Linked DNA regions of Mus musculus: region 2 is linked to region 1. A link is a loop called in an ENCODE intact Hi-C map of the cell type or tissue named here. Cell type or tissue: left cerebral cortex. All regions are shown on one strand. Each heading gives the region's core, and the rest is flanking DNA. Links, peaks and the distances in the headings are about the cores only. Region 1 holds the start of Zfp113 (zinc finger protein 113). Region 2 has its middle 14 kb from the start of Pilrb2.

Region 1 (5,373 bases), core at 154-5,153:
AGTTTCATTCCCAGCAACCACATGATATCCTCGTCTGGCCTCTCAGGCACCAGGCACAGCATGCAAGTGGTGGACAGACATACATGCAGGCAATTCACCTATACATTTAAAATTTTAAAAAATAAATAAATTTTTAAAAAAGTATACCGTTAAAATATTTTGCTGGGTGGTAGTGCTGCACACCTTTAACCTCAGCACTCGGGAGGCAGAGGCAGGCAGTAAGTTGGAGGCCACCCTGGTCTACAGAGGTTCCAGGACAGCCAGGGCTACAGAGAAAAATTGTCTTGAAACAACAACAAAAAAGGTGAACCACTTGGCATAGGTGGCACAGGCCTGAAATTCTATCACCTACGAGGCTGAGACAGGATGGTGCCAACTTAGTCTCTACCTCAGAGAAACAGGCATGCACACACACAGCTTAAAAGCTGGGCATGATGATGCACGCCTTCGATCCCAGCACTTAGGCAGAGAAGTAGACAGATCAGAGTTTAAAGCCTGCCTAGTGTGCATAGAGAGTTCAAGGACAGCCAGGGCTACGGGGAGAGAGAGCTGTCTCGAAAACAACAAACTACAGAGTAAAACCATCCAGGTGTGGGCAGGGCCTTTCTCTTGCCCTGTTGATTTGGGGTTTTTTTTGGTTTTTTGGAGACAGGGTTTCTCTGTATAGCCCTGGCCGTCCTGGAACTCACTTTGTAGACCAGGATGGCCTCGAACTCAGAAATCTGCCTGCCTCTGCCTCCCGAGTGCTGGGATTAAAGACCACCTGGCTGTAAGCACAGGTCAAGAGAGGCTTCGCCTCCTGGATCCTTTCCTCTTTCTTTGGAGTAACTCACTATAGGATTAAGGTAGCGATGACTGGAAACTTAGCACCTTTTGTGCAGTTCTGAGGTTTTTGTTTGTTTGGTTTGGTCTTTCTTTATTGGGTAAGAATCAGGCTATAGCCCAGACTAGCTTGGAATTCACTGTATAGGACAAGTTGGCCTTGCTTCATTTGCCTCTGTGCTGGGATTAGATGTGAGCAAGCCAATTTGGCTAATTCCTGGAAATTCACATTAGGTCATTGTTTCTCAAACTTGTAGGTCGTGACCCCTTTGAAAGTTGAATGACTCTTTCACAGGGGTTACCTAAGACTATTGGAAAACACAGATATTTACATTACTGTTCTTATCAGTAGCAAAAAAAATACGGTTATGAAGTAGTGACAATAATAACTTTACGGTTGGGGGTCATCACATGAGAAACTGCATTAAAAGGTCATAGCATGAGGAAGGTTGAGAATTTCTGTTTTAGGTTCTACCAGTTCTGTATGATTAAGGGGTCAAAATGGGGAAATCGGGTTCAGTTTATGTCTAATATAGGTACTTAAGAAGTACGGAGGGTAAAGGAATGTGCTAGGAACTACCAGCAAAGACCATCACATACTGTCTTTTCAGTACACCCTAAGAGAGCTGAAATGGACTAAGGTTCTCTGTGTTCAACTAGGTTCTCAATGTTTTAGCCAGCTAATGCACTGGACATACTCGGCCACTTCTGCAGGGAGCCGGCCCCAGCATGTCCACGAAAAGGTATCAGTCAGTAAGCTTAAAAAAAAAAACAAAAAACAAAACAAAAAAACCCTATTCATAGCCATAGGACATGAGATCTTGGTGAGGTTACGGAGGACCCGAGTTCGCACCTCCTCCCAAGCCCTAGTTCTCACTGCGACCCAGAACTACTGTCTGGTTTTCCGATCCAATTAAGGAAAAACTTCCTTCTCCTGCCCTCACACAGAAATCGGTGTGCTGAGAGTACCAAGTTAGGGTGGCAATCTGTCATCAGTTGTTTTAAAGAGAGGGAGACCTCCGTAGCGACGCTAGGAATTTTAAACACTGGGGCTGGGGACGGTAAGAGACACAAAAGCAGACCCGGAGTCCCATTACGCGACACCCGGGATCACGCTGCGCGCCTGCAGCTAGGGTTGCGGAGCTGGACAGCGACTGCAGGAGGAAGGTGGGCCCAGAACCCCGGCGGGCCGCGGACGTGTGAACACCAACCCCCTTCCCCGGAGACCACAACTTCCACCTCACCGCGAGTCCGGGAGATGGCCCCACTCACCCTGGGGACAGGGACGTAAGACTTAGGGGGCCGGACACGAAACAGGTCCTGTTGGACCCTGTTACAGACCCACACAACGGAGAACAGAACAAAGAACGGAAACTGCCCCTCCCCATATCGTTTCCGGGTCGTCCTTTCTCACCACCCAGGACAACAAATGCCCACTTGCTCTCTCTAGGAAAATGGGAGGTCTTCATCTCTCGATGGTACGCTGATGGTGCTGTTCTCGATGGTGCTGGGAAACAAGGGCACCAGACTGCGCCACTTGCTGGCCAGGTTGGGAAGGGACGATGCGTAAGCTGAAGAAGTTGGAGGTCCAGGAAATTCAGGGCACAAGTTCTAGTGGCTCTGAGAGAGAGAGTACACCATCACCTCCATAGCAAGAGAGAGAGTACACCATCACCTCCATAGCAAATATATGAAACTTGAAGAATCCTTTAATATAAATGTGCACCATTGGCTGGTCGTGATGGCGCACGCCTTTAATCCCAGCGCTGGGGAAGCACAGTCAGGCAGATCTCTGTGAGGCCAGCCTGGCCTATGATACAAAACAAAACAAACAAACAAAAAAATAAATAAATAAAAGTGCACCATGGGTTTTGGTTTTTGTTTTGTTTTTCTGGTTTTTTTTTTTTTAAGATTTATTTTATTTATTATATGTAAGTACACTGTAGCTGTCTTCAGATACCAGAAGAGGGAGTCAGGTCTTGTTACAGATGGTTTTGAGCCACCATGTGGTTGCTGGGATTTGAACACAGGACCTCCGGAAGAGCAGTCAGTGCTCTTAACCACTGAGCCATGTCTCCAGCCCCCGTTTTTGTTTTTTTTTTTTTTTTGTTTTTTTGTTTTTTTTTTTTTACTCATCAATTTTTCTTTAATTATTTTGAACATTCTCACTAATTAAGAAAATATTTTATTTCAAAACTTCTTATAGTAGAAAAAAGGATTACCTTTTTAACATGATTTCTCCACTGCTTGATAAGTATAATAGTTATATTTTTAAAATTTGGAATTTATGTTGGTGCTAATGATATTATATCCAAAATAGCACCATGGGTTTTTTTTTAAAGCACTCAGCACTCAGTTTTTAAAAGATTTATTTTAACCAGGCAGTGGTGGTGCACGCCTTTAATCCCAGCACTTGGGAGACAGAGGCAGGTAGATTTCTGAGTTCGAGGCCAGGCTGGTCACAGAGTGAGTTCCAGACAGCCAGGGCTACATAGAGAAACCCTGTCTCAAAAAAAGCAAGACAAAAAATTATTTTAATAGATTTAATATTTATTTGAAGATTTAGTATTTTAATGAGTGTTTTTCTCCTGCATACACACACACATACACACACACCTGATTCAGATATAGGTCAGATGAAGCCATCACATCTTCTGGAACTGGAGTTACGGTAATGAGTGGCCATATGAGTGCATGGAATCTGGGTCCTCTGGAAGAGCAGCCAGTACTTTTTTTTTTTTTAAAGATTTACTTATTATTATTATTATATCTAAGTACACTGTAGCTGTCTTCAGATGCCCCAGAAGAGGGCGTCAGATCTCATTACAGATGGTTGTGAGCCACCATGTGGTTGCTGGGATTTGAACTCAGGATCTTCGAAAGAGCAGTCAGTGCTCTTAACCACTGAGCCATCTCTCCAGCCCACAGCTTTGCTTTTAGATTGCTTGACTAGCCTGGCTGAAGCCCTGGGTCCCCATCCCCAATGGTGCATAAACCAGACAATATGGTACAGTACTGTATTCCTAGCATTTGGGAGGTGGTGGCAGGAAGATCAAGGACTCAAGTTCGTTCTTCAGTACATACTGAGTTCAAAGCCAGCTTGGGCTACATGAGACACATAAGTGATTCTGCACTTACGAGCCTGACGTGGGGTACACATCTGTAATTGCAGTACTTTAGAGCCTGAAACAGAAAGATAGTCAAAAGTTTGAGGCCAGCCTCAATTGCACACTAAAACTCGGTCTCAAAACAAATGATAATAATTAACAAACACATATTTAAAATGAGCTTCCTATAAAGGCTCACATTTGGGGTTCAAGAGGTACCCTGAGACATATTGTGGTTTGGGGGTAAACAATTTATTTTAAGCATTATTAATGCTACAGAGATTGTGCTGGAAGTTGTGAAGAGATTTCAGGCCGGGAGACTAACAGGAGTAAGGAGTACTATTGCATCTTACAGGTTTTAGAGAGGTAGGTAACCCCATTCCATGTCATGAATGACTAGTCAATAGTACACGATAGAGGCACGCACTCTTATTCCAGGACTGGAGTTCATTTCCCAGTACCCATGTCTGTACACTCACAACCACCTATGACTCTAGCTCCAAGGGAAAGAGGAAAAGTTTGTTTCTTTAGCTAATGCGTGTCTATCATATGAGATGTGCCGCCTGTAACCGCCGATTGCTGGGGTTTGGTGCACCGCCTTAGGGGAAGTGAGGATTGCAGACTGGTCAGAGTTTATTTTTTATTTTTTGCAGAAGCTGTGAGGATGAAGAAAGAGGCTCTGCAAGTCAGTATAGCCTGACTAGTCCTAAGCCCAAGCCTAACATGTTCCAATAGACTCTTTTACTTAGTCAATTAATTAATTAAACAGGGTATCATTCTGAAACTCTAGCTGTCCTCTGACCTATGCTGGGGTATGCACATTATACACACACATACACACACACTTACACACTCAAAATAGAGTAAAAAACAAAGGTGTTCTTCTATACACTATTATTGTTTTGTTTTTCTTTCTTTCATTCGTTTTGTTTGTTTGTTTGTTTGTTTGTTTGTTTGTTTTTCGAGACAGGGTTTCTCTGTGTAGCCCTGGCTGTCCTGGAACTCACTCTGTAGACTAGGCTGGCCTCGAACTCAGAAATCCTCCTGCCTCTGCCTCCCAAGTGCTGGGATTAAAGGTGTGCCCCACCACACCCAGCTTGTTTTGTTTTTCGAGGCAGGGTGTCTTAGTCAGGGTTTCTATTCCTGCACAAACATCATGACCAAGAAGTAAGTTGGGGAGGAAAGGGTTTATTCAGCTTACACTTCCACATTGCTGTTCATCACCAAAGGAGGTCAGGACTGGAACTCAAGCAGGTCAGGAAGCAGGAGCCGATGCAGAGGCCATGGAGGGATGTTCTTTACTGGCTTGCTTCTCCTGGCTTGCTCAGCCTGCTCTCTTATAGAACCCAAGACTTCCAGCCCAGAGATGGTCCCACCCACAAGGGGCCTTTCCCCCTTGATCACTAATTGAGAAAATATCCCACAGCTGGATCTCATGGAGGTA
Region 2 (5,373 bases), core at 245-5,244, 270 kb before region 1:
AGATGATAGGAGTTTCCTCTTCAGAGTTAAAGTAAGAGCAATGTGACTATCAAGACTTTAGGTTTTTGTTGTTGTTCACTACGTGTTGTGTGAGATTCTGTTTCTGAGAGAGGGTTCTCTCTACGATCTAGACCGGATTGTTCTGGAACTTGCTCTGTAGACCATGGCTGTCCTCTAATTCAGTGGCACCCCTGGTGTTGCATCTTACGAAATAGGATGAAGTCGTGACTACCATGCCTGCTTATTAATAGTTTTGGGGTTTTGATTTGTTTTGTTTTAAGCTACATACCTAATACTGAGGAGGGAAGGGCAAGTTTCTCTCTTTCTGTGACCACAAACTTGATGACACACATGTAAATAGCTTTGTCCTTGGTTATCAGCAGAAGTTGGCAGACGTCCTCTAGAGGAACTTGGCCTGGTACCCAAGTCCCACTCACTGGGCCTTTAGAACTCAGTATAGAGTCTCTTTCTGGGGCTTTCTCTGGGCAGGAGGACAGGGGATGCTCATGCTGAGGCATAAAGCAGATGAGGGAGATGAAGATGATGATGTCATCCTAGTGAGAAACAGCAGGGCAACTGTGCTATTATAAAGCTGCAGCCTGAGCATCCTGTCTGCACCAACAGCTGGCATCCTTCTACCATCCTCTCTAGCAACTCCTCCACTCTCTTCAGGCCACAGTCTGGGTAGGTTACTTGGAGGTTCTGTTGGGGTCTGTGTGTTGTCACTAGGGAAGAGAAATCAAGGAATGTTTGGTAAGTGGTGTGACAGAAATGGAGAACAGAGGGATACTTTTCATCCATGAGGTTATCTGCTGGGTCAGGGAACACAGAGCCTGCAGCATGTCTTATCTGAGGAATTGTGGGGCATTGGGCTCTGCAAAGACAGGCTGGTCTCTAGTTGAGCTGAGGTCTGAACCCCAAAGCCATAATTCACCTACATGACACTGTAGGCATTCCCTCATGCTCCTGGAACTCTGGCTCCTGTCTAAGTTACTGCCGCCCACAGCCCTCACAAGAAAAGCATGGTCAGTAGTCATGTAGGCAATGGCCCAAGCTTCTGACCTTCAGGCTAAGCTCCTCCCAGTTACCTAGCAACAGTAAAGACCATAAAAGGGCTGTTCAGCCCCTGCTTGCTCTCTTACTTCTCACTCTCTTACTTGTCTTCTTATTCCTCACTCTTACCCTCTCTCCTTTCTCTTTGTCTTCTCCTCTCCTCTCCTCTCCTCTCCTCTCCTCTCCTCTCCTCTCCTCTCCTCTCCTCTCCTCTCCTCTCCTCTCCTCTCCCTCCTCCTCCTCTTCCTCCTCCTCTTCCTCCTCCTCTTCCTCCTCCTCTTCCTCCTCCTCCTCCTCCTCCTCCTCCTCCTCCTCCTCCTCCTCCTCTTCTTCTTCTTCTTCTTCTTCTTCTTCTTCTTCTTCTTCTTCTTCTTCTTCTTCTTCTTCTTCTTCTTCTTCTTCTCCTTCTCCTTCTCCTTCTCCTTCTCCTTCTCCTTCTCCTTCTCCTTCTCCTTCTCCTTCTCCTTCTCCTTCTCCTTCTCCTCTCTCTCTCTCTCTCTCTCTCTCTCTCTCTCTCTCTCTCTCCTCTCTTTCCACCTGCATTTCTATAATAAAGCTCTAAAACCATAGAGTGTCTCTGCTCATCAAGGCCCACTATGCTTGGAGGATGGGAACAGGCTTTCTCCTAATGAGCTGTTTCGAATCTCCCATTAGAAGGCCTTCCTGTGCTCCAGTCAAGATCTGCTGCGTGCACTTTCGCAGGTGTTGGGAACCTCTTCCCTCATCCCTCTCTCCTATAACCCCGGGGTTTTAGCAAGGTAGCTCCAGGAATCCCAGGTAGGGCTGCCCCTTGGCCACCCCCTGAAGAATGGGATAGAGGAATGCCCACCCAGGGCTGAGTGGAAAGTGTATGGCAGCTCTCCCATGCCTGACAGACCAGAGGATAGGGAAAACTCTGGTGGGATGTGGGCTCCCCCCTTTCCCAGGGCCCCCTTTTTAGTTCCCAACAGGGAATGTTTCTCGAATGGAAGGGTTCAGAGAGAAATAGGATGCCTTAAGCCTGTTCTCTCTCACCATTGCCATAGGATGACCAATTTGGGCATAAAAAGCAGAGAATCTGAATGCTGTGGATGGTCAGGAACTAGAATCTGAAGAGTCACTGAGTGTGGTCTGAGGGAGGCTCAGGGAAGATGAAGACTGGGTCAAGTCATGGAAGGTGATCAACTGTTAAAGGTGCCTTGTATGGTTCCCCCCCCCTCTCTCTCTTTCTGTGTGTGTGTGTGTGTGTGTGTGTGAGAGAGAGAGAGAGAGAGAGAGAGAGAGAGAGAGAGAGAGAGAGAGAAAGAGAAAGAGAAAGAGAAAGAGAAAGAGAAAGAGAAAGAGAAAGAGAAAGAGAAAGAGAAAGAGAAAGAGAAAGAGAAAGAGTGTGTTTTGTGAGTGTGTGTGCCCTTGTGCATGCTCAGGTGCACGCATATATAAATAAGTGTGCTCATATGGATGGAGTCCAGTTGACAACCTCAGGCATTATGATTAGGGACACCATTCTACTTGACTGTCAACCTGAGGTTTCTTTGCTTGGTTTCTTGGCATTTTGACTTTTTTTTTTTTTTTTTCGTTTTGATTTTCTGTGGTTTTGTTTGTTTTTTTGGTTTTATTTTTCTTGTTTTTTGCTTGTTTGTTTGTTCGGTTTGGTTACGTCTAGGATGAGACAATTTTTAGTATGTAGTGCTTGCTGCCCTGAAACTAGATAAATAGACCAGGTTAACTTCAAACTCAGAGAGATATATTTGTTTCTTCTCACAGAAGGGTTCAAATAGGAATTCAATTAAGTCCAAAACATGAAACCAGAAGAGAGCACGTGAATTTGGATTAAGAAGCCAGCAGGTGGCAGCAGTGGAGCAGGACACAAGGGACAGCTGGAATCCTGTAGAGCTCACCAGGGTCTGTTGTGTAAAAATGCTGAGGTTAAGAAAATGACATATGACAGTCTTGTCACGTTCAGTCCCTTCTTGGGTGAATTAGCAATTGAGTCACTGTTTAACTAGAGGCCCTTGAGAGTAAAGGAAAGGCAGATGAAATCTGGAGGTGAGGGCTCATGACCAGGAGGACATCCTCTCAGACCTAACTGCACCTAAGAATTTGCTTCATGTGGTAGAGCTTTCCTGGCAGGCATAGAACCAAATATTTTATATCCAACAGGAGATAAAGGGGCATGATGATGCTCACCTGTAATCCCTGCTCATGGGAAATTCAGTCAGGAGGATCTGTAGTCATTCATGGTCATTTTTGGCTATATAAAACGTTCAAGGACCACCTTGGGCTACTTGAGATGAAACTTAAATACACACACACACCAACTCTTTTTGAAAGAGACCATAGCACTAGACCTTCCATGTAGGGCCAATGAATCCCAAAGGCTCTGTGCCTTAGTGTCTTTAAGGGTACTATGGATATGTCCTCAGACCATGAGAGATTGTGTCTGGCTCAGGTCAAGGGATCTGAGGACCATGAGGACTGTGAGGAAGGCAGAGAAACAGAGATGGGAGAGGGCAGGCTGATAGCCAGCTACAGTGAAGCATGAACTAGGCAATCAATGCCAGGAAAGCTAAGGAAATGGGAAGATGCCTCTGCACAAGTCACTCAGGGAGAATGGAGCCACTTCCTCTGATACAATCATGAATCCTGCCTCTCAGGGAGCTTATGGCACCATGTCCTGGGCAAGGGTGGGATGAACCTCCTTAGAACTGTACTGAGGACACTACAGCCTCTCCCCCACCACCACTCATGTCTCCACCCAAGTTCAAAGCCAGCTGTGTCCAGTGTCAGCCTTGTCCCAGTCCTCATATCTTGAATGACACATGGATGCTCTGAGACATCTTCTCTCGCTTAGTCCAAAGAATCTGGTGTGACCATAACTAGAGGGAGTCACTCAAGGGCTTTGTGGAAAGAGCCTCCTCAGAGTCTGTGCTGAGCAGGTCGACTGAAGTCTCTATGTGGAATGGAAGACTCCAAGAACTCAATATGACTAAATCCAGTCAATGAGTCATGTGGCTGTCATGTGACATGTACCAGGACTTCTCTGATCCTTGTTTTCCTCTTTAGCGTGTGTTAGTGTGAGGGTGAGGGGAGTTAGAAAGGCTCCTTTTGAGACTGGAAAAGCCTTAGAGTCACTGTCCAAGAAGCCCAGGGTTGTTGGAGACTGTGCCACAGGGAGCAGGGCAAGGCAGAGAGAGTCCACCAGGTCTTGGTTCAGCCTGGGCACTGTGAAGGGTCCCTAAAACTCAAGAAAATGCCCAAGAGTAGATGGGGCAGGAAGGGTGAAGGGGAATCAGGGTAAGGGTGTCTCTATGCTAGCGCTGGTGACTTCATGTGTTTGCTCATCACCACCTTCCTCATTGTGTCTGAAGTGGTTTAGAGACTGACAACTTCATTATGTGAGATTCTTAGAGAGACTTGGGCATGCAGCATGGTGGGAGACATAATAAGAAACAGATTGAGGATGTGGAGGGAAGGAAAAAAGGAAATATAGAAGAAAGAAGACAGAGATTACAAGCTACTTAGGAAATGGAAAAGAGTAGATAAGGCAAAAGGTAAAGGTAGAAGAGAGGAGAACCAGTCATGCCAAGGTCTAATCCATGTCTCCCAGCCAACAATGAGAGCTGGGCCCAGAGCCCAGTTATGTTGTCAGTGACCACAAGGGAAGATCTTCTGCAACATCAGAAAACAAGAAGCCAAGTTGCTGGGCACAAGGAGGTGGAGATGGAGAGGACCGGCCCTGACTCAGCCCTCCACATGTGAAAGCTGGGGATCTGTCTCACATTTCCCTGGTTCTCTCTGGACTCCTGAGCACCCCTATGTCCCTATACAGGGCATCCTTGACTTCCTGATGGCTCTGCTGATCTTGCTTCCTGGAGGGTCTCTGGCTATGGCTTGGATCCTGCTTCTTCTGCTGTCAGCCGCTTGTTTGCATGCATGTTTGCATCTTTCTCACTAGCAAAGAATTAAACATAGGAGGGGACAGTGGGTTTTAAGTGGACAGGAGTCTGCTAGAGGAGCCTGCCAAGCATCTCTGAGCTCATCCCTCAGAGGGAGCCCAGCCCAACCTTTCCCTTGCTTTCCTGTCTCACCAGTCATAGGGACAGTCCTGCTTTGTGTCCCACCCCTGCATATTGATGAAGAATCAGGGTGCTCTGTGTTGTCCTTTCCAACTGTCCTCTGTCACTGTCTCTCACAGTGACTTCAGATTCTCCCTGTCCTTCCCAGAGAATTCTGCAGGATCCAATAGAGAAAATACCTTTGGGGCCAACTAACCAGCTCTACTCTCTGGAGTCCAGGTATCTCCATTGAGATCCCCTTTTTCTACTTGTACTGGAGTTGGCC

What was found. Peaks named below come from ENCODE experiments on the same cell type or tissue, not always from the same donor. Only the 100,000 strongest peaks of a DNase experiment are listed, where the experiment ranks them.
Region 2: it touches region 1 in a loop (5-fold over the local background); 7 of 42 quality-filtered maps call a loop at or near these places.

The regions. Positions count from the first base shown.
Region 1 is chr5:138,153,536-138,158,908 of GRCm38, forward strand. It overlaps Zfp113 (zinc finger protein 113), which reads right to left and starts at 2,209. Exons shown (of 5, transcript NM_019747.4): 1 at 2,095-2,209. In left cerebral cortex, for the core only: a CTCF peak has its summit at 2,362 (motif pointing left); a DNase peak (open chromatin) is centred at 2,275; H3K4me3 peaks cover 1,246 bases; H3K27ac peaks cover 922 bases.
Region 2 is chr5:137,883,192-137,888,564 of GRCm38, forward strand. It overlaps the pseudogene Gm3103. Among named protein-coding and RNA genes, the nearest start is that of Pilrb2, 14 kb to the left of the region's middle. In left cerebral cortex, for the core only: a CTCF peak has its summit at 2,865 (motif pointing right); a DNase peak (open chromatin) is centred at 2,888.